Regions from separate parts of the Homo sapiens genome. Here region 1 is linked to region 2. Evidence: chromatin loops called from intact Hi-C (ENCODE). Cell type or tissue: PC-3. All regions are shown on one strand. Each heading gives the region's core, and the rest is flanking DNA. Links, peaks and the distances in the headings are about the cores only. Region 1 has its middle 16 kb from the start of STMND1. Region 2 overlaps ATXN1 (ataxin 1).

Region 1 (10,316 bases), core at 1,287-9,286, 590 kb before region 2:
AAAATATATAAAACAATGGTTGTCAAGACATTGGACATCAGGCGATGAAGGACAGTGATCCTTGAGAGATGGAAAGCTGAGAGGGTGAGCTCTATGATTAATCCCAGCTAACTACCTTGAAGACGTTTATAGATGGTAGTGCAGGGAGAGGAAACCCCAGCGGAGCCCTGTGGATTGCCTGAATTGAGGAGAAGGAGCTGAGAATCAAGGAAGGAAAAAGTGGCTAGAGTTTGCACGGCAAAGTAGCTGATAGGAGATAGAGGGAGAATTCCGGAGAGCTGCAGAGGATCCCCTTGAATATTCCATAGAGGACTGGTCAATACATGCATATGAGAAAGCTGCCTGAGGTTGGGGAAATAACTACAGAAAGGCCTAGAGGCTATAATAATCAGAGCTCTCACAGTGCTTGTTCTTACCAACCAGACCAGAAAACTCACGAGGGTTTGGCCTTGCTAGTGGGGAAAAATTAGCCCTACACTAAACATTGCTATGGTCCCACCTAACACATTGCAAAAGCAAGGACTGAACTAATGGAACTGCCTCTCAAAACAACGTTCAGGAATATTTATAGGAACACAAAACTATGTGGCACCCATAAGGTAAAACTGATAATGTCGGACATCTAATACAAAACTTAGCAGGCATGCAAAGAAGCAGGAAAATGTGACCCACAATTAGGAGAAAAATAAACTGATCAAAATCGACCCAGAGCTGATGTTCAAATTAGCAGATGAGGGCATTAAAACTTATTATTACTGTATTCCATATGTTCAAAGAGCTACAGGAAATATTAAATACAATGTATTTAAATAAATACACTGAGTAGAATTAATGATCAGTTAGACTTTGCGTAAGAAAAGATTAATGAACTTGAAGGCATAGCAAGAGAAACTATCCGAAATCAAACCTACAGAGAAAAAAGACTAAGAACAAAAATGAACACAGTGAAAGTGAACTGAAGAAAAACGTCACACAACTGAATATACATGTAATTGGAGTCCCCAAAGGAGAGAAGATAAGGTGGGGGCAAGGGCAGGAGGTGGGAACAGAAAAAATTTTGAAAAAATAATGGGCATCAAATTCCAAATTTGATGAAAATGATAAAATCACAAATCCAAGATACCCAAGGAACCCTTGGCACAAGAAACATTAAAAAAAAAAAACTATATCAAGGAACATCTTTATCAAATTTCTCAAAACCAGTGATAAAAAGAAAAATCTTAAAAGCAGACAGAGAAATAAAACATGCTATGTGCCAAGGTACTTTAAAGTACTAAGCATTGTAAAATATTGAAAGAAAAATGTGGCAACCTATACTTTTATACCCTGTGAAGATATCTCTTCAAAACAAAGGCTAAATGAATACGTTTTTAGGCATACAAAAACTGAAAGAACTCATCACCAGCAGACCCATATATAAGAAATGTTAAGTCCTTCAAGTGGAAGGAAAATGATACCAAATGGAACTATGGATTTATACAAAGGAATGAAAAACACTGGAAATGGTAACTACATGTGTAAATATGAGTTTTTCTTATTTCTTAGTTTTCTTTAAAGAGAATTCATTGTTTAAAGATCAATAATAACAATACAGTGTGGAGTTCATGGCATATGTGAATGTACAATATGTGATGACGATGACAGAACAGAGACCAGGAAGGGAGAAATGGAAACATACTGGAAGTATAATGTAAAAACCAGTAACGTGATCTCTGGATGAGCTCCCAACTATTTGGAAACTAAAAATATTCTATAAATAACCCACAAGTCAAAGAAGCAATCAAATACTGGGATAAGAGTCTTGACATCTGGGCTCTTTTCCTAGTTCTTTGTGAAATTAAACACCAGTGAATACCATGTTAATATTTTTCGAGGTATTGGAGTGTATTCGTTTTCTATACCTGCATAACAAATTTCCACAAATTCAGTGGCTTAAAACCACACATATTTATTTTCTCACAGTTTCATGGTCAGGAGTCCAGGCATGACTTCGTTGGGTCTTCTGCTCAGGGCCTCATGAGCTGCAATCAAGATGTTGGCTGGGGTCTCATCTGGGACTTGAGATCCTTTTCCAAGCTCATGTGATTATGGGCAGAATTCATTTCCTTGCAGCTGTGGAACTCACAGCAACTTGCTTCTTCAAGGCCAGCAAGAGAGAGCTCTGCTTCTCCTGTCTCCAACCTCTAGAGCCTCCTTTAAAGGGCTCAGGCCGGGTGCAGTGGCTCACACCTGTAATCTTAGCACTTTGGGAGGCTGAGGCGGGCAGACTGCCTGAGCTCAGGAGTTTGAGACCAGCCTGGGCAAGATGTTGAAACTCTGTCTCTACTAAAATACAAAAAATTAGCTGGGCGTGGTGGTGCGTGCCTGTAGTCCCAGCTACTACAGGAGGCTGGGGAGGCTGAGGCAAGATAATTGTTTGAACCCGGAGAGTGGAGGCTGCAGTGAGCCGAGATCACACCACTGCACTCTAGCTTGGGCAACAGAGCTAGACTCTGTCTCAAAATAAATAAATAAATAAATAAATAAATAAATAAATAAATAAATAAATAAATAAAATAAAAATTAAGGGCTCACCTGATTTGGTCAGGCCCACCCAGGATAATATCTCCTTCAATGAACTCAAAAATCAACTGATGTGAAACCCTAATTATATCTGCAGAATGCCTTCCCCTTTACCATACAGTGTAACCTGTTCATGAGTGTGACATTCCATCATAATCACAGGCTCTACCCACATCCAAAGAAAAGGGATTATTCAGGGTCATATACCAGGGGCCTGGAATTTTAGGGTCCATTTGAGAATTCCACCTGCCACAGAGAGACAGAAAAAGAGGGCAGGGGAAGGATATCATTTGTCAGTTGTTACTCACAATGTCTTCTAAGTAACTAAATATTGTTCTCCAATGCAAACAATGAGCTTTGACTGGCTTTTTGTTATTTTCTTCCTTGAGATCAACCATAAGGTCTTGAATAACTATAAGAATAATTACGGTAATGATGACAGCTACTGCCTCTTGAATGGTTAATACGTGCCTGGCATAAGTTCTTTACAACAAACATATAAGGTAGGTATTATTATACCCATTTTATGGATATAAAGGGAAGATCCCGAGGCTCAGAAATCCTTGAATAACTTGCCTTACACAGCTAGTAACAAAGGGATCAAGAATCAGAGCCAGTTGCTGTCTGATTCTTAATTCAGTGCTAGAGAGAAAAAAATGGGAATGCAGGCAGCAAGGAACCCTGGGTTCCACGCCAAGTTCTGCTTTGTGAACGACCATTTAACTGAATTGCTTTCATTATGGATAAAAGCAACTACCTCTGGCTTTTTGGAAATGCTTCTCTCTGTTGGAAAGAACATATAGCAAAAACTGCTATATATATATATTTTCAACTTGGCCAAAGCATTTTCTATCGATTAGACACAAAATTCCCCATATCCACCTTCTCCTATTTCATCTTAAAGGCTAGAACCAGGCTGTACAATTTTGAGTGGCTGAATTGTGTCTTGTGGGTAAGTTTCTGATTTGAAGAGTGAGTATGCATTTGGAAACATGAAACCGAAGTGCACAGGTGACACTTCCTAAGAGTGCACAGTAATTATCATAGGTAACTTCACCTGGCTGATGACTGGCAGTGCTTCTGTGATTTCATACATTTGAAACTTTTTTGCTGCCTGAAAGCCTAAGGCCATGGAAATGCTGCCTATCAGGTTGAACTACAGGTGTTCTCAAAACTGGGGATCGCCAACTGTTGTTCTTGGAGACCACATGGCTTCATGACTCTAGCTGTTTGCCAGACTGAATGATGCCTAAGAAGAGACAGAAAAGTCTAGGGGAAGGGGAGTAAAGGGTTGGAGTGGGTCACCCTAAAGACAAAGGTGTGGGTGGGGTTGACATAGAGACTTTCATTAAAAAAAATGCTCTCATGCCCTTTTTGTCTCTAGTTTTTGGTTTTTTTCTTATTCTTCTTGAAATAGAGCCTCACTCTGTCACCCAGGTTGGAGTACAGTGGCATGATCTTGGCTCACTGCAATCTCCCCCTCCCGGTTCAAGCGATTCCCTTGCCTCAGGCTCCTAAGTAACCAGGATTACAGGTGTGCGCCCCGGCTAATTGTTGCATTTTGAGTAGAGACAGGGTTTCACCATGTTGGCCAGGTTGGTCTCGAACTCCTGACCTCAAGTGATTCACCCACCTTGGCCTTCCAAAGTGTTGGGATTACAGGCGTGAGCCACCGCGCCCGGATTGTCTCTAGGTTTGTTTGGAGAGAAGCAAGTACCACAATCCTCCGGGAACATCCCGGCTGCTGTTTGAAGAGCAATAGCTCCCAGTCGGTCAGGGCTAAGTAATTAGCATAGCCACCAGGGGGCAATAATACCACAGCGATGATGAAATAGTAATAAGCTTGACTTTATTGTGTCCAAATCACCTACAAGAATAATCTTAGGTGAATGGATTTTGTGCTACTAATAGACTACTATACAATTAAGTACTAATACACTAATTACATTTCCGATTTAAAGTAACAATAATAATCAGTGTACACAGCCTGTACAGTCAGGCAGTCTTCTGTGGGGAAAATTTATCTGCTTCTGCTGTCTGCTCCCTTATAAAGAAATCCTAGCCCCAAAAGGGAGTGTAGTGGGAATTATGGGGCAGGGGATGTAAACAGGAGCAGGGAAAGGGGAAGCTTCCGGATAAGGAAGATGAAGCCCAGGCAGGGGGCAGTGGCTCACTCCTGTAATCCCAGCACTTTAATTGGGAGGCTGAGGCGGGTGGATCACCTGAGGTCAGGAGTTCAAGACTACCCTGGCCAACATGGTGAAACTCCGTCTCTACAAAAACACAAAAATTAGCAGGGTGTGGTGGTGCGTGCCTGTAATCCCAGCTACTTGGGAGGCTGAGGCAGGAGAGTGGCTTGAACCCAGAAGGCAGAGGCTGCAGTGAACTGACATCTCGCCACTGCACTCCAGCCTGGGTGACAAAGCAAGACTCTGTCTCAGAAAAAAAAAAAAAGGAAGATGAAGTCATGAGGAGTGAATTCCCCAGCATCATCTTCCTGGAAACAGGAATGCAGCCCCAAGACTCTGAGTCTCAGCTGCTAGGAACTCTGCGAGATTATGAGTCTTCTCAGTGAAGAGAGGGGCATTGCCTTCTCCATGTGCCCTCGGTGTTTAACAGGGCTTATTGGGTTCCCAACATGAGTAGGCACTGTTCTAGGCCCAGGGTGTATGGGAGAAATAATAATAATAATGCAGACATGGTTCTTGCCCCCAGGAAGTCAGGATCTAGTGGGGATACAGAAAATAAGTTAATTTTCAGACAAACATCTAATCACAAATCATATTAGATGATATAAAGGAAAGTCAAGTTACTACGAGATCATATAACAGAGGGGAGGACACTTAACCTGAAGCTTGAGGGAAGAGAGACACAAACAAACAAAAAAACAAATGGGGAAAGAGTGTTGTAAGTTGACCTTAAGGTATACTGGATTATATATAAAGAGGCTGGTGTCATTTGATGTAAGGTATCCTCTAGCCCACATAAAGGATTTGGGATTTTTATCCTAACTGCAATAATAAGTTTTGAAGGGTTTTATATGGATGATTGACATGGATCCAATTATATTTTTGTGAGATCATTCTGGCTTTCATCTGGGAAAAAAATTGGAGGCAACAAGAGTTAAAGCAGGGGGAATGATTAGGAGTCATTGGGTGATAATGAATGCTTGGTAGTGAGCATAGAGAGAGGTGTACAGATTTCAGATGCCTTTTAGTGAGACTCAGTAAGACTCGCTATTGTGCTGGATGTTGAGGGAGATGTCAAGGAAGACCTCAGCAGATATTTGGTATATGTCAGGGTGGATGTGGGTGACATTTATGGAATTGGGAAAGGCAGATCAAGGGTTCAGTTTTAGGCATAATAATTTTGGATGCCAAGAGACATCCATAAGGGGTTACAAGGCTGGAGCTCAGGAGGAAGGTATAGGCTAGAGATTCAATGTTAAGGATCATCAGCACAAAGCCCTTAGAATGGACGAGATTGCCTGGAAAAACAGCATAGAAAGAGAAGAAGAGAGGGCCAGCTACTCGGGAGACTGAGGCAGGAGAACTGCTTGAACCTGGGAGGTCAAGAAGGGAACAGAGACATGCAAAGGTGAAGGAGCTGCCTGATGTGTAAAAGAAAAACTAGGAGAATGTGGTTTCATGGAAGCCAAGAACAGATCTTTCACAAAGGAGGAGTCGTCGTCTGTGTCAAAAGTTGCTGAGTGATTATCTAAGATAAGGCCTGGAAAGGAGAATTGAATAAAGCAATGTAGAAGCCATTGGTTACCTTCCCAAGAGCACTTTCAGTTATGTGGTGGAAGTGGGAGCCAGATGAGAGGGTTCGAAGAGGAAATAGGCACACAGTACTCAAAAATAAATCACAGGTGGATTCAGGACTTATTTACAAATAAATGGAAGAATGTTTTCATGATTTTAGAGTAAGAAACAACTTCTGAATACATAAGAAAAGGACAAATCATAAAGCTAAGACTGATGAATTTGCCTACTTTTATATTAAGAATTTTGGTTTCTATTCAGTAGCACAATAGGGTGACTATAGTTAACAATAATTTGGCTGGGTGTGGTGACTCATGTGTAATCTCAGCACTTTGGGAGGCCGAGGTGGGCAGATCACTTGAGGTCAGGAGTTCGAGACGAGCCTGGCCCACCTGGGGAAACCTCATCTCTACAAAAACTGCAAAAATTACCTGGGCATGGTGGCATGCACCTGTAGTCCCAGCTACTTGGGAGACTGAGGCAGGAGGATCACTTGAGCCCAGGAGGTGGTGGTTGCAGTGAGCTGAGATCATGCTACTGCACTCCAGCCTGGATGACAGAGTGAGACCCTGTCTCAAAATAATAATAATAATAATAACTTCTCTATATTTAAAAATAACTAAAAGAGTAAAATTGGAATATTCCTAACACAAAGAAATGAAAAATGTTTGAGGAGATAGATACCCCAATTACTTCGATTTGATCCTTACATGTCGTACGCCTGCATCAAAATATCACATGTACCCCATAAATATATACAACTATTATGTACCCATAGTAATTAAAACTTTAAAAATAAAATTTTAAAGAAAGAATTTCTTTTTTATAAAGAAAGTGAAACACACAAGTTGATAATATGTATATTGGTGATCCTGCTATTCTACATCTCAGGATGGAAAGAAAATCTTGCCTGTATTCCTTGGAGACATGTATAAGGACGTTCATAGTAAATTGCTTAGAATGGCAAAAATGTAGAAAGAGTTCAAGTGACCAATCTCGAGAATTGATATGTAAATTGTGGTATAATTATTGAACCAAATGTTACGCAACAACACAACATGTAATTAAAGTAAATGAACCACATGGCTGCCTCTTACACATATAACATTGAACAAAAAATTCAATGTGCAGAAGATTACATGCTGTGTGTTCAGTTCCATAGAGTCCAAGAATATTATTTTAAAATATGACCATAAATATCCAAAGAGAAAGCTAAAAAAATGGAAAGTATTTGCCCTTGGTCAGCAGACTTGGACTTAGAGAGTAAGTAAGGGGACTATATTTTCAATAAATACTTTGTAGTAATATTTGAATTTTAAAAAATATATACATGGATTTTTAAAATACAAATGTGTGTATATATATGTATATATATATGTGTGTATATATATGTATATATATATGTGTGTGTGTGTGTATATATATATTTTGATTGTTTGTTTGAGGCAGGGTCTCACTGTTGCCCAGACTGGAGTGCAGTGGTACCATCACAGCTCACTGCAGACTCAAACTCCTGGGCTCAAGTTATCCTGCCTCAGACTTCCTTGTAGCTGGGATTATTGGTATGTACCACCACACTCGGCTAATTGTTAATGTTTTTGTAGAGATGGGGTCTTACTCTGTTGCCCAGGCTGGTCTTGAACTCAGCCTCAAGTGATCCTCCTCCTCAGCCTCCCGAAGTGTTGGGATTACAGGCGTGAGCCACTGTGCTTGGCCAGAAATAATTTTAAAAGTGAAGGGAGGTGAGGAAATGGAGGCTACATGAGGGACAGCTCTGAACAACTTTTAAAAATTTTAGATGACAATAATGAATTTTAAACATTTTTATTTAGAAACCAAGAATACATATAAAAGGGATTCAACCACAAAGGTCAAATAGATTTTTACAGTAAATCAGAATATTTTCAACGGGGGATGTTCTGATGACAAGATGTGGTTCCAGGATCTCCCCCAAATTCCTGGGCAAGCAACCTGTTTGCTCCTTTTTGCAGAGAGGGATACCCATGTGACAAAGTTTGGGAACTAATGACTTAGGCTATGGTGGGTGTGAGACTCACAAAGAAACCAAGCAGAGAATAGGAACCACATTTTTGGACTCCAAAGCATGTGATTTTTCTACCTTCCCACATAACATCTAACTCTTAAAGATTGCTCATTTCTGTGTTAGAATGTTCTATTAAAGCTACACTGTAAATGGTGTATACAATAATCAGGTATTTATTTTATCTAACAGACAATGGTGAATATGGCTCCGGAATTCTGACTATAAATAGAATCTTATTAAAGCCCGTGGCAATCTCTGCTCACCATTTGGCTGGTGGACTACTCCACTATTTTAGTCCTTTCTTTTGGTAAAATGCAGAGCTGTATAAATTGGACTGAAAATTGTACTAATTCTGGATTCTGTTTAGGGAAATACATTTGCATCTATATCATCCTTTCTGTTTGACAGATGAGTAAAAGGAGTCACAGAGGTGTTGCTTGCTCGAGATCCTAAAACTCACAAGCAGAAGCTGCTAGTTTCCTATTCTGTCAGAGTAAATGGTGCTACTATTTTTGGTTCAGTGTTCTTTTCCATTTCTGGTTATCGTGATCAGAGAGAGACAAATTCTACTTTGTTTCTAAGATACTCTCTGATCTCTTTCAGGCAACTCGCAAGCCACATATTGTCACAGGAACTCCCACATAGTAGGTTCCTTTGGTGGTGGTGACAGGTGGGGGGATTATATGATAAGGCCCCATGTAACAAAATAAATATAAAATATTACTCCAGACTCTGTGTGAGAAAATACAATGAAATCTGTGGACTTAACCCTTCTTTAATAACTTGTCAAAATCTGTTATCTCCTCAATGCTCTGCCCTTTGAAAAGAACCAGAGGGGAACGAATCTCATGGTAATGAGTAACATTCATTGAAAAAGCATTTAAAGGGTGTTTAAAGGGATAAAGATTATCTGAAGCATTTAGAAAAAACTAAAAATTCCATCTATATGCTAAAAAGGGTAATATGAAAATAGAGTCTAATAACAAAGTAGTAATCAGATTAGGGAGGAATTTGCCATTGACAGGAAATAAGAGACTTGGAGCTGGTGCTATTGCCATCCTAGGAAGGGGTTGGGTTTCACGGGTACAAAGGAGGTGCACGAAACCCCTGCAGTGACTCAGAAGACAAAAAGCAATTTGGGAGACAGTTATAGATAGATCCAGAGTTTTACATTGTATTTTTCAACTGAAGGGGAGTATTTTATAATGCAGGGAATATGCGTAGAATGTTACCAATTTACTCTTCTCCGCATCACCTACCACTGATCTGTTACTAACTATCCCTAAGTGCGAATAAAAGAAAATGAGCAATAAACAGGATCTTCAGAATAGGATCTATCTTCACTTTATAAGTGCTTGAATTCAGCATGCTCTTTTATGCATCCCCATCTTCATCCAGCCATCTCCTCTGCCGCCAACATCCATCCTTTATCCTTCTCCAACTGGCCGACTCTTATTTGTCTTGCAAAAGTCAGCCATGACACTTTCTCCCTGAAACTTTCTTGAATAGTCAGGCTTTTCCTGTCAGTGCTTTTTTTTTTTTGGCACCTTTTGTCCTATTTTCAGGGTCACTGTATTGCCATTGATCATGTAAGTGTCTGAGTGTTCCCTAGACTGTGAACCCCTTGAGGGCAGGGGCTGTTCTTCATCTATTTTCCCAGAGCCTCCACCCAAACATGTTTCAATATTAATATCTGCCAGTGGAGTCAACAGTGTCTGGAAGAGGAAGACTCAGGACATGCCTCTGTGAATGTGCCAAGGATTTACAAACACACCCTGGTCAACCTCATCATGAAAATTTAAGTAAGCAAAAGATTTCCCAGCTTGTGCTGGTACCTTACCAATTTTGAGAACACCCTCATTGTGGTTCATTGCATTTCAGCATAGACAAAAGACCTTAGAAACTGGGATAATTTGTTGCCAGGAAATTTTATTTCAATGAAAAGA
Region 2 (10,316 bases), core at 957-8,956:
TGTGCAGGGAACAGTCAGTACTCCATTGGTGGTAACTTGTCATGAGGCCAGGAGCAAACCATAGAGGGTCTCATAGGCCATGTTAAGGAGTACAGACTCCTCAGCTCGGTGGAGGTCAGACCACATTCTCCAGTAGCCTGAGGATTTCTCAGTCTCCCAACCTCTGCCCTGTGAACCTCTGTGGGGCTGCCTTCAGAAGTACTTGGTGGTGATGGATGAGGAGTAGGAGGAACCGATAAAACTAGATAGTGTAAGTAGCCTCAATTTTATTTATCTTGTGTATTAGATTTCTATATAAGATTTTGTTTGAAGGCAGAGTTCTGGCTTTTAAAAAACACATTTGAAAATCATTGCTGTTGGCAATGAGGAATCATAAAAAATTATTATAGTTGGTGACGATTAGCTTAGTGTTTTAAAAATCAATATTCTGCATTCAAAGCAATAAACCTTCTTTCTCCATTTCTGAACCTCACCTCACAGTACTTTGCACATACTAAGCATTCAATGAAATGTTCAGTGGGAATTGTTTTAGGGCTATGACTTAGGGATATTTTCATTATACTACTGTCATAAGGGTCCACTTAAATAGAATGTTGCCCAGTAACTCAAAAGGAATTTGTAGAAATATAAACTATATAACTTGCCTTTTATTCTCACTTTTCTTTGTGTGCGATTGGACTGTAATAATTATTTTTTCTGAGTTTTCTTGTCTATTTCTGAGACATCAGGTTTTATAATTTGATGCTTTGGACCTGGTTGACAATTCCGATTCTGTATGTAGGATTGAACTTTGTGGGAAATAGCAGTTAATTGTATTTTTTAATGCTTAAAATGATATTCTGGGCAAGTTTTGTTTCTTTACGGTCTATAGCCAGAATCCTACTGTTTTTCAATTTGTTTAAATGCAACAGCTTATACAGCATATGTACATGTTCAGTTGAAGATAAAGGATATCATTATTTTTAGCCTATTACAAAGAAAACCACATTTTCTCTTAAATGTCTTGATATAAAGTAATTTGAACACAATTTCTGCACAAATCATTTTCAAGAGATTGGCTGTCAAGTGTATTTTTTTAAGTAGCACTTTCATAAGAACCAATGAAACTTTGCAAATTTAGATAGATTCTAAGCCTGAAATGTGGTTGAAGATGTCAGTTTTTAAACAGCACTTTGAGAAGTAGTTAACTTAAAAGTATAGCAATTCAGAGCATACTGAGAATGATTTTGAAGAGTAAAGTCTTGATACACTGAAAAGAAAGTTGACAGATTCACTACAATTAGGAGACAAGGAGGTACAACTCCCACTTGTGAAAACTTTTCTCATCTAACCAACTTCTAATACTTGCCTAAGAAAATCTTCAGCAAATCCTTACTCCTTTGCAGCTCCTAAATCTATTGTATAGAATTCTTCCAGTTTCCTAATAGATGCTGGCGAGGCTGTGGAGAAATAGGAATGCTTTTATGCTGTTGGGGGACTGTAAATTAGTTCAACCATTGTGGAAGACAGTGTGGCGATTCCTCAAGGATCTAGAACCAGAAATACCATTTGACCCAGCAATCCCGTTACTGGTTATATACCCAAAGGATTATAAATCATTCTGTTATAAAGACACATGCACACATATGTTTACTGCAGCAGTATTTACAATAGTAAAGACTGGAAACCAACCCAAATGCCCATCAATGATAGACTGGATAAAGAAAATGTGGTAAATATACACCATGGAATACTATGCAGCCATAAAAAAGAATGAGCTCATGTCCTTTACAGGGACATGGATGAAGCTGGAAGCCTCATTCTCAGCAAACTAACACAGGAACAGAAAACCAAACACCGCATGTTCTCACTCATAGTAGGAGTTGAATAATGAGAACACATGGACACAGGGAGGGGAACATCACACACCAGGGCCTATCGGTGAGTGGGGGGCAAGGGGAGGGAGAGAATTAGGACAAATACCTAATGCATGAGGGGCTTAAAACCTAGATGATGGGTTGATAGGTGCAGCAAACCACCATGGCACATGTATACCTATGTAACAAACCTGCATGTTCTGCACATGTATCCCAGAACTTAAAGTAAAATTTAAAAATATTTTAAAAATAAAGAATTCTTCCAGTTTCCTTATGGCATAATAATGGAAACAGAATAATAACATGACAACCCTCCTTTCCTTGTTTTAAGGAAAAGTAAGTTGTTAGGCCTGTGAACAATGGCAGAACTGAAATGGAGTCTTCACTCAAGCCTTGTGTGTGATTGTGTGTATGCATGTGTGCATGCGTGCATATGTGCACACTCACGCACATGCACAAACCTACACATTTGAGTGCACCAGTTTAAAATAAGAGAAAAAAGTGACATGAAACTCACTTCCCAATTTCTACCATCATTAATAATACATTTTACCAATTCTGATTTGTTCTACTATTGTGTCAAGGCTAGTTAATGTGCCCCATGCATTGGCAGACAAGATGATATTATGTGGAAATTGTGTCTTGTCTATTATAAGAACCTGAATATTTAAGTATGGGAGATTTTTGCCTGATATTCTTCAGTCTTGTCACTCACTACTGATTAAGCTTTGTAATCTATATATGGGCATTAGATGAATCCATAAATGAATGAATTGGTAGTTTCCTCAATGTTTTTTTTTTTTTTTTTTTTTTATCATAATGAAGATATTTCATGACCTTTTACCAGTCTTATCACATCTTGGAAAGAATTACTACATCTCTGAAAACCCTACCCAGGTACCTTCTTGTAGTTGGGCCATATGTTTCTCAATTCAGATATACCCTTGAGGTCCACTTTCCTTAGGTGGACATACACTTATGTACACTCACACACCCACATGCATACAATATAGAGAAAGAAAGGTAAATAGTAACCGACAGAGGTAGTGCCTGCTATTCTCTTCAGCGAGTTGTTATCCCCTCGTCCCATTCCACAAGATGGGTGCCACATTGAAGATGCAACCAAATTACATGCCCACACTCACAGTGGTTGGCCCTTTTGAAATTACTGGGAGATTATAATGATACAGACTGTGGGGTTGAAACAATTGTATTAAAATCAATTTTCTGCCACTTCCAAGTTCTGTGATCTAGGGCTGTCGCTTAATTAATCTCTCAGAGTTTGTTTCCTCGTGTGTCATATGGGAACAATAAACTTACTTTCACACGGTTGTTGAGAAGAGTGAATGATAACTGATACAAGAAATTCAAGTTTTGTTAGTTTTAATCGGACATCATAAGACTTTTAAAATCATGTAAATGTACATCCCTAATTGCTTGCAAGTGGTGCAAGGTGACAAGAGGAGCCACCTTTGTGGGAGGAGTAGGTGGCAACCTCTGATGACTTCAGGACAGTGACTCTCCACCTTGGCTGCATAGTAGAATCACTTGGGGAGCTTTCCAAAATTCTATTGCCTGAGCCATACCCCAGACCAGTTAAGTAAGGATCTCTGTGGGTGGAACCCAGACATTAGTACTTTCTAAATCTCTCTGGGTGGTCACAATGTGTAGCCAAGTTGGAGAACTGATGCTTTAGGGGGATTTAAAAGTCTTCACTCCTTGCATTGGCTGAATTGATGATAGCCAGAATTCTACAACCTACACTGTATTCTTTTTGCTTAAGATAAACAGAGTCTTAGGTATCATGCCAAAAGTCTATTATTTCTCTTGGTTATACACGATTTGGCATGAATTAGTTTATTAAGTTTTCTCCAAAGAGCCAATCTTAATGGGTGGGTGTCGGGCTTGGAAAGAGAACAGAGGTCTGTGGATATCTGAAGACAGGGGCTGTTCACTAGAGGGGCACAAACACAGAGGCAAATGCAACCCAAAGTCAGCAATTTCAAGCTACTGTTGCTTTTGAAAATTAGTTCTTGCAAAAGCACCACCTCAAGAGGTGGTTGGCTTCCCTGAAAGCTCAGCATCATGGCTCTGGTGGGTCATCATTCATGAAAACTTGCTGCATCTTTAAAATGTGGGATGAGGAAAAACATTTAAATAGTGGCTGAATACAGTCATAGTGTAACCAAAAGCCAGAAAATTAATTTTTAAAATAATGTATATTTTTAAAGTTTTGTTTTTTCAAGAGAAAAGACTAAAATCACTTCATACTCAAAATCTCTCTTACCTCTTTTCAACAATTGGTGCTGAGACAATGGAAAAAGTCACCTGGGACACATGCCAGAGAAAGAAGTTGAACCCTTACCTCACACCATATACAAAAATGAACTAAAAATGGATCAATACCCTAAATGTAGGAACTGAAACTATAAAACTTTTAAATGAAAACAGGAGTAAATCTTCATGACCATGGATTTGGCAATAGATTCTTAGATGTGACACCAAAAGCACAAACAACAAAAGAAAAAAATAGATGCATTGGACTTCATCAGTATCAAAGCCTTTGTGAACCAAAGGGCACTGTCAAGAAAGTCAAAAGACAGCCCACAGAATGGGAGAAAATATTTGCAAGTCAGTATCTCATAAGGGTCTAGTTTCTGGAATATATAAAGAACTCTTACAATTCAAAGAGAAAAAGACTAACAACCCAGTTTAAAGATGGACAAAGGCATTGGATAGAGATTTCTCCAAAGAAGATATATAAATAGCCAATAAGCTTATGAAAAGATGTCCAACATCATTAGTGTTTAGGGGAATGCAAATCAAAACCACAATGAGATACCACTTTATTATGGTCACCCATTATGATGGCCATAATTTTTTTAAAAAAGGAAAATAACAAGTGTTGGCAAGCTTGTGGAAAAAATGGTAATCTTCCTACCTGGCTGGTGGGAATGTAGTATGGTGCAATCACTATAGAAAACAATTTGGCAAGTCCTCAAATAGCTAAATACAGAATTAACATATGACTCAGTAGTTCTGCTCTTAGGTATACACTGAAGAGATTTGCAAACAGGTATTCAAACAAAAACATGTACATGAATGTTCATAGCAGCATGATTCATAGTAGCCCAAATATGGAATCATCCCAAATGTCCATCAACTGACGAATAAATAACAAAATGTGGTATAGCCTACAATAGAGTATTATTGAACCAAAACAAGAATGAAGTACTGGTACATGTTACAATATGAATGAGCCTTGAAAACATTATGCCAAGAGAAAGCAGCCAGACACAAAAGGCCACATATTGTATGATTCAGTTTATACACAACATCCAGAATAGACAACTCCTTAGAGTCAGAAAGTAGATTAGTCTTTGCCAGGGGCTGAGAGGAGTGGGGGACAGGGAGTGACTGTTTCATGGATAAGGGGGATGATGACAATCTTCTGGAATTAGATAGTGATGATGGTTGTTCAACATGTGGATGGAGTAAAAGCCACTGACTTACACACTTTAAAAACAGTTAAAATGCTGAATTTTGTTTTATGTGAATTTTATCTTCATTAAAAAATACCCCTTTGACCCCATCTCTTCTCTAATCCTGCACATATAGCCTTAAACCAGTCATTTTACCCTTTGTGATTCCATTTTCATCTTATTCTGTTTTTTCCTCTAATGTTCAACTTCTGCAAAGAGACATCTACACTGGTCTTCATTTCCTTTCCAGCCCTTCCATTCATCACTCCAGATTCTACACCTGACCTGGAAAGGTCTGTGTTAACTCAAACAGAAGCTTGGGCACCTCTTCCTTACTAGAAGGGCATTCCAGTGATTGACATTAGAAATCAAGTTCCCAGCATGGCCCTGCCACCAGGCTGGACTCGTCCATTGCACTGTCACCAAGGAATGTTAAGTCTTGGAAACAGATGGAGGAACTTGCACGGCGTTTCCCAGCAGGCACAGGCGATTCCTGCAAACTTAGGAGAGTGAAAGTCACACGAACAAGAATGTAAATTTGTGTGAGAAGACGTGATGCTGTTACTAGCAGAGTTAAAGTGCTTTTAACTTTGGATAATGGATAGTCTGCTCTGATTGCCTCGAAGGTGGATCTCCAAGCCCACAGAACGGTCTAAAAGTGGAAGGAAGCTGTATTAATCATTTATTTAATTTTCTTTCTTTCTCTCTTTTTCTGCTGGGGTCAGCAGGAATGGGAATCTTTTTTTTTTTTCTTTTTACATCAGTCTTATTATGATTATGATTATACTGAAAGACCTGGATGGGAGGAATGCTGCAATCTGAATTAAAAATAGCATTTTCTGTCCTCCCACACACAACACTTGAGTGCTCTGAATGCCTTTTATAAATGCAGACTTTCTGCCTGGCTAGATAAAAGAAGCTGTCACTTCATTTCCATAACGAAGTCATTCCCGGGAGAATTCCATTGTTTTAGCAATAGAATTTTTGTAAAAGGCCTCTTATTTTGCCTGAAAAAGGTAACAAAAATGAACTTTTGAGAGCTTATTCGACAAAACAATTAAGCAGTGAAGAGAGATTTTCTCCTTTTTTGATATATTAGGAGTTGTAAGTGTGAGAATCCCCTGAGCCATGATACTAGGATAAACCCCTAAATCTGCAAGATGAAGGAGGAGGGGAGAAATCCTGTTATTCTTTCTCCTAATAGAAATGGGGATATGCTCTTCCCCGAGAATATGTGTCCTAGAGCCAAGTGACACATAGATGATGCTAATTCTAAAGAGTTTTAAATATTTAGTCTTAAAGAGAGGTAGGAAACTTGTAGAATGCTCATGGTGTAAAGAAATTCCTTGGGGTTTTTAATGAAACGCGATCATCAGGTATTTTAACTGAGTTTCAGGACTCTTAAGACAAACCACGGCTGCATCTTGCCAGCGTCCTTTACTCATAAAATAGTAGTTGATATTTTTCTTTATTTGCATTGAAATTGCAGCAAGTGGAGTACAGGGTCCTTCATGATGCAGTGTGACCTGTAGCGAGCTCAGACAGGCCTGTGGACATGTGGTCACACTCAGCACCCCTCTCCTGTGTTTCCCCATCCCTCCACACGATGGATCTGTGCTCCAAATATGGTATCAAATCTTCAGCGCCACATTCATAGAAAGAAAGAATAATTGTATTTCTTGTTACTTACCCGGCCCTGCGTAACCCACATCAAAGTATACCTGTCTTTGGTGTTTCAACAGGTAATCCCTAGATATAATGCCAAGTGGCATTTCTGCTACATGGTATTCACAGTTAAGACCATTGAAATCCCAGTTTTAAGCTAGAATGCTTTTATGAAGCCTCCTCCAAAAAAAGAGAAGTTTTCAATAGCACCTTTGTCTTGCAATACTTTGTTCTGATTGAGTCAGAAAATTGTAATATTTAAACAAGGAGGCAGTTACTCGGAATAGTATTAAAAAAGGAGTTTAAAGTATGGAGTTGTTGTATCTGTTGGCTTTTAATTTAGTAAAACAAGTAGACCAAAAAGAAAATGAGTGCTGTTGACGTAATATTATTATGGAAAGTTCTGTGGGGGCAAACATTATGCAAAAGTAGTTAAATCTGGCACTGATTTTGAATTTCAGAAAATAATTCTGTTGTTTTTGAGCTTTGAATGGCTTTTACTAATATACCAATAATAACTTTTTTTTTTTTTTTGAGAGAGAGAGAGAGAGTCTCACTCTGTCACCCAGGCTAGAGTGCAGTGGCATGATCTCGGCTCACTGCAACCTCCGCTTCCTGGGTTCAAGTGATTCTCCTGCCTCAGCCTCGTGAGTAGCTGGGACTACAGGCGCCTGCCACCATACCTGGCTCATTTTTGTATTTTTAGTAGAGACAGGGTTTCACCATGTTGGCCAGGCTGGTCTTGAACTCCTGACCTCAAATGATCCACCTGCCTTGGCCTCCCAAAGTACAGGGATTATAGGCGTAAGCCACCACGCCTAGCCCCAATACTAATTTTTTAAAGCATGATTTGATGTCCCAGCTGTAGCCATGCAATTTTGCATGGTAGTAGTTCATAAAAAGAAAAGGAAGTTGTGGCTTTGATAGGATGCTTCCAAGGTCGTGTTTTTAATACTTTTGGTAAATTCTGTTACTTGTGTCTGTTCAAAAGGACAGAGGTTGGGAGATGCATATGTGGATTCTGTCTCTTCATTTTATCTTCACTCCCCGTTTGGTACTTTGTGAAGTCAGGCCAAATAAAATAGTTGAAGATACTATCATATAACTCTCAATATTATGGCAAAAAGAGAATGAGAGGAAAATATTTAGCTATTTCTTTTTTAGGATTTTTACTAATTGTGTTATTAAAAAGGAGCAAATAGAGCAGGAACTGAAACAGACTTAAAGTCAGAGGACTGGACTGCACACATTAGCATCTTGCAGACCTTAGCTGCTCATGATTTATAAATGCTTCAGAAATTATCAAAGCATGAGGCACAGGCTGTGTTTCAGCCTTCCCCATTTTCACCAAGCACTTCTGCAACACCTAAACACTGACCTTTTCAAGCAGGCATGAATAAAACTCTCCTCTGGGCAGAAGGTGCGTGATGACTCATGGCAACCAGAAAGGGGATGTGTAACTCGGGATGTGGAGTCTCTGGGCTTCTAGACCCAGACCTCCCTGTCTTCTGGCCCACTGTTCTTTCTGTTGTGCTACAGCAATACCTGAAGGACCTGCGTGTTGAACAAATAAGGCCAGGAATAAGTTGTCAATAGGAGCACATGACATCTTGTCTTTAAAATACTAATTTCCTGAGACGTCGTTCTACAGCTGCTCAGCACAGATTGGGTATTTATCATCTATATGTTCAACTTACATTTTATTTTCATTTTATTCTTGATATGCAGACATACTTTTCTCCAATGTATAATTATATTTCATAGCAAACTTTGCACTACGTCCATAAGGAGATGTAACCTGCATACAAATACACACAGCAGCAGTCTCTGTATGAATAAATCCTTACCTTTATGTGATAAGCCATGCTAATGATAAGAAGCAGTGACATGGATCAACATGAAATATAATTTTTTTAAAAAACCTTTGAGGATAGACATTTTTCCAGCATATTTATCTCTGATAATGTGTTCTTTAGGCCGGTACTAATTTTGGATTTTATTCCTTGAACACAAACCAGTTAATATACACAGAGAATATTCTGAGTGCATGCTAGGTATCCAAGGACTGCCAGTTTGTAAGAAATTTTACAATGGATAACTCCCATAAATGATCAAATGTTGACTGAACAGGGAACGCATGATATTGTGAATAAATCATATTCTTCAGAATACCTTGAGTTTTGGCCTACCTCCCACGCTGACCTCCCTCCAACTCTTCTTGAGGTCTAACTGGACTCTCAGTCCAGCCCTGCACTGGAGATGCCTCTCAGTCCAGCCCTGCACTGGAGATGCCTCTCAGTCCAGCCCTGCACTGGAGATGCCTCTCCATGGGAAAGGGGTGTTTTTGGCCCAGTTTGCCTGCCACTTAAGCTCCTTGGTGGGCAGGGTGGAGACAGGGCTCTGCACCCTGCTGGGCTGAGTGTGCTCATTCAGAGGAAGCATTTCTGAACTCTGCAATTGCCAGCAGCCCTGGCAGCTTCTCTTTATTCCTCAGAAAGGAAATACAAAGAGTTACCTTTAGTTCTGAGTTGGAAAAAGAGGCTGTTGTGGAACATTTCATTGAGGGACTGCACAGTTTCCTTAGAGACTTATGTGATGATTTTTCTCCAAGTCACCCAAAAGGGTGTTCTTCCATTTGAACACCTGTCCTCTTCCATGGAGGACAGAGACTCAAAGACATATAACGTCTTCAAGTATAATGTAATATAATACCATGTTATCAATCAGTTAATCAACAAATATTGATCAAAGAGTTATCATTTGCGAAAGCCCCGTGAAGCTTACAAAAAGAAGACAGACATAAACCCTACCTTTACGGAAGTTACCACATTCCACTTGGGGAGATGACACCTATTGTAGGATAAGGAATAAAATGGTTAGTAACATAAGGAAAATGAATTTTAAAACCATAGGCATTCACATGCAAAAACAAAACAACCAAAAAAAAAAAAAAAAAAACTTCTGATTGAGAAAGTTGTAGAATAAGAGGATAAAAGAGTTGTAGAAAAAGTGGGATTTGAGCTGGTCTTGGGAGGTCTGGCTTACATTTTGACACGTGGAGTAGAAATGCGGGCTCTCAGAGAGGAAGTGAGAAGCTCACTGTGGCTGCTTCAGTGTGCATGAGGGGAGAAGTAGAAATGAAGTTGGAAAAGCATGCTGGGGCCAGATTGTGAAGATCTTCAGCATCAAATAAAGAATTTCGAAGATGTTCAGTAAGCTGTAGGAACCAATGAAGGTATGGATGGCACGGGGAAGTTGTGTTATATCTACTTTAGGAAGTTCGATCCAACAGGGATGACTCAAATGGTTTAGA

What was found. A loop is a pair of places that touch in the nucleus more often than their neighbours do. Peaks named below come from ENCODE experiments on the same cell type or tissue, not always from the same donor. Only the 100,000 strongest peaks of a DNase experiment are listed, where the experiment ranks them.
Region 1: it touches region 2 in a loop (4-fold over the local background); 3 of 110 quality-filtered maps call a loop at or near these places.

The regions. Positions count from the first base shown.
Region 1 is chr6:17,080,615-17,090,930 of GRCh38, reverse strand. No RefSeq gene overlaps it. Among named protein-coding and RNA genes, the nearest start is that of STMND1, 16 kb to the left of the region's middle. In PC-3, for the core only: a CTCF peak has its summit at 4,367 (motif pointing right); a DNase peak (open chromatin) is centred at 4,340.
Region 2 is chr6:16,493,092-16,503,407 of GRCh38, reverse strand. All of the region lies in intron 5 of ATXN1 (ataxin 1), which reads left to right. Among named protein-coding and RNA genes, the nearest start is that of GMPR, 260 kb to the right of the region's middle. RefSeq lists enhancers at 9,321-9,380, 10,039-10,148. In PC-3, for the core only: no CTCF peak of the experiment used is centred there; a DNase peak (open chromatin) is centred at 4,937; H3K27ac peaks cover 1,089 bases.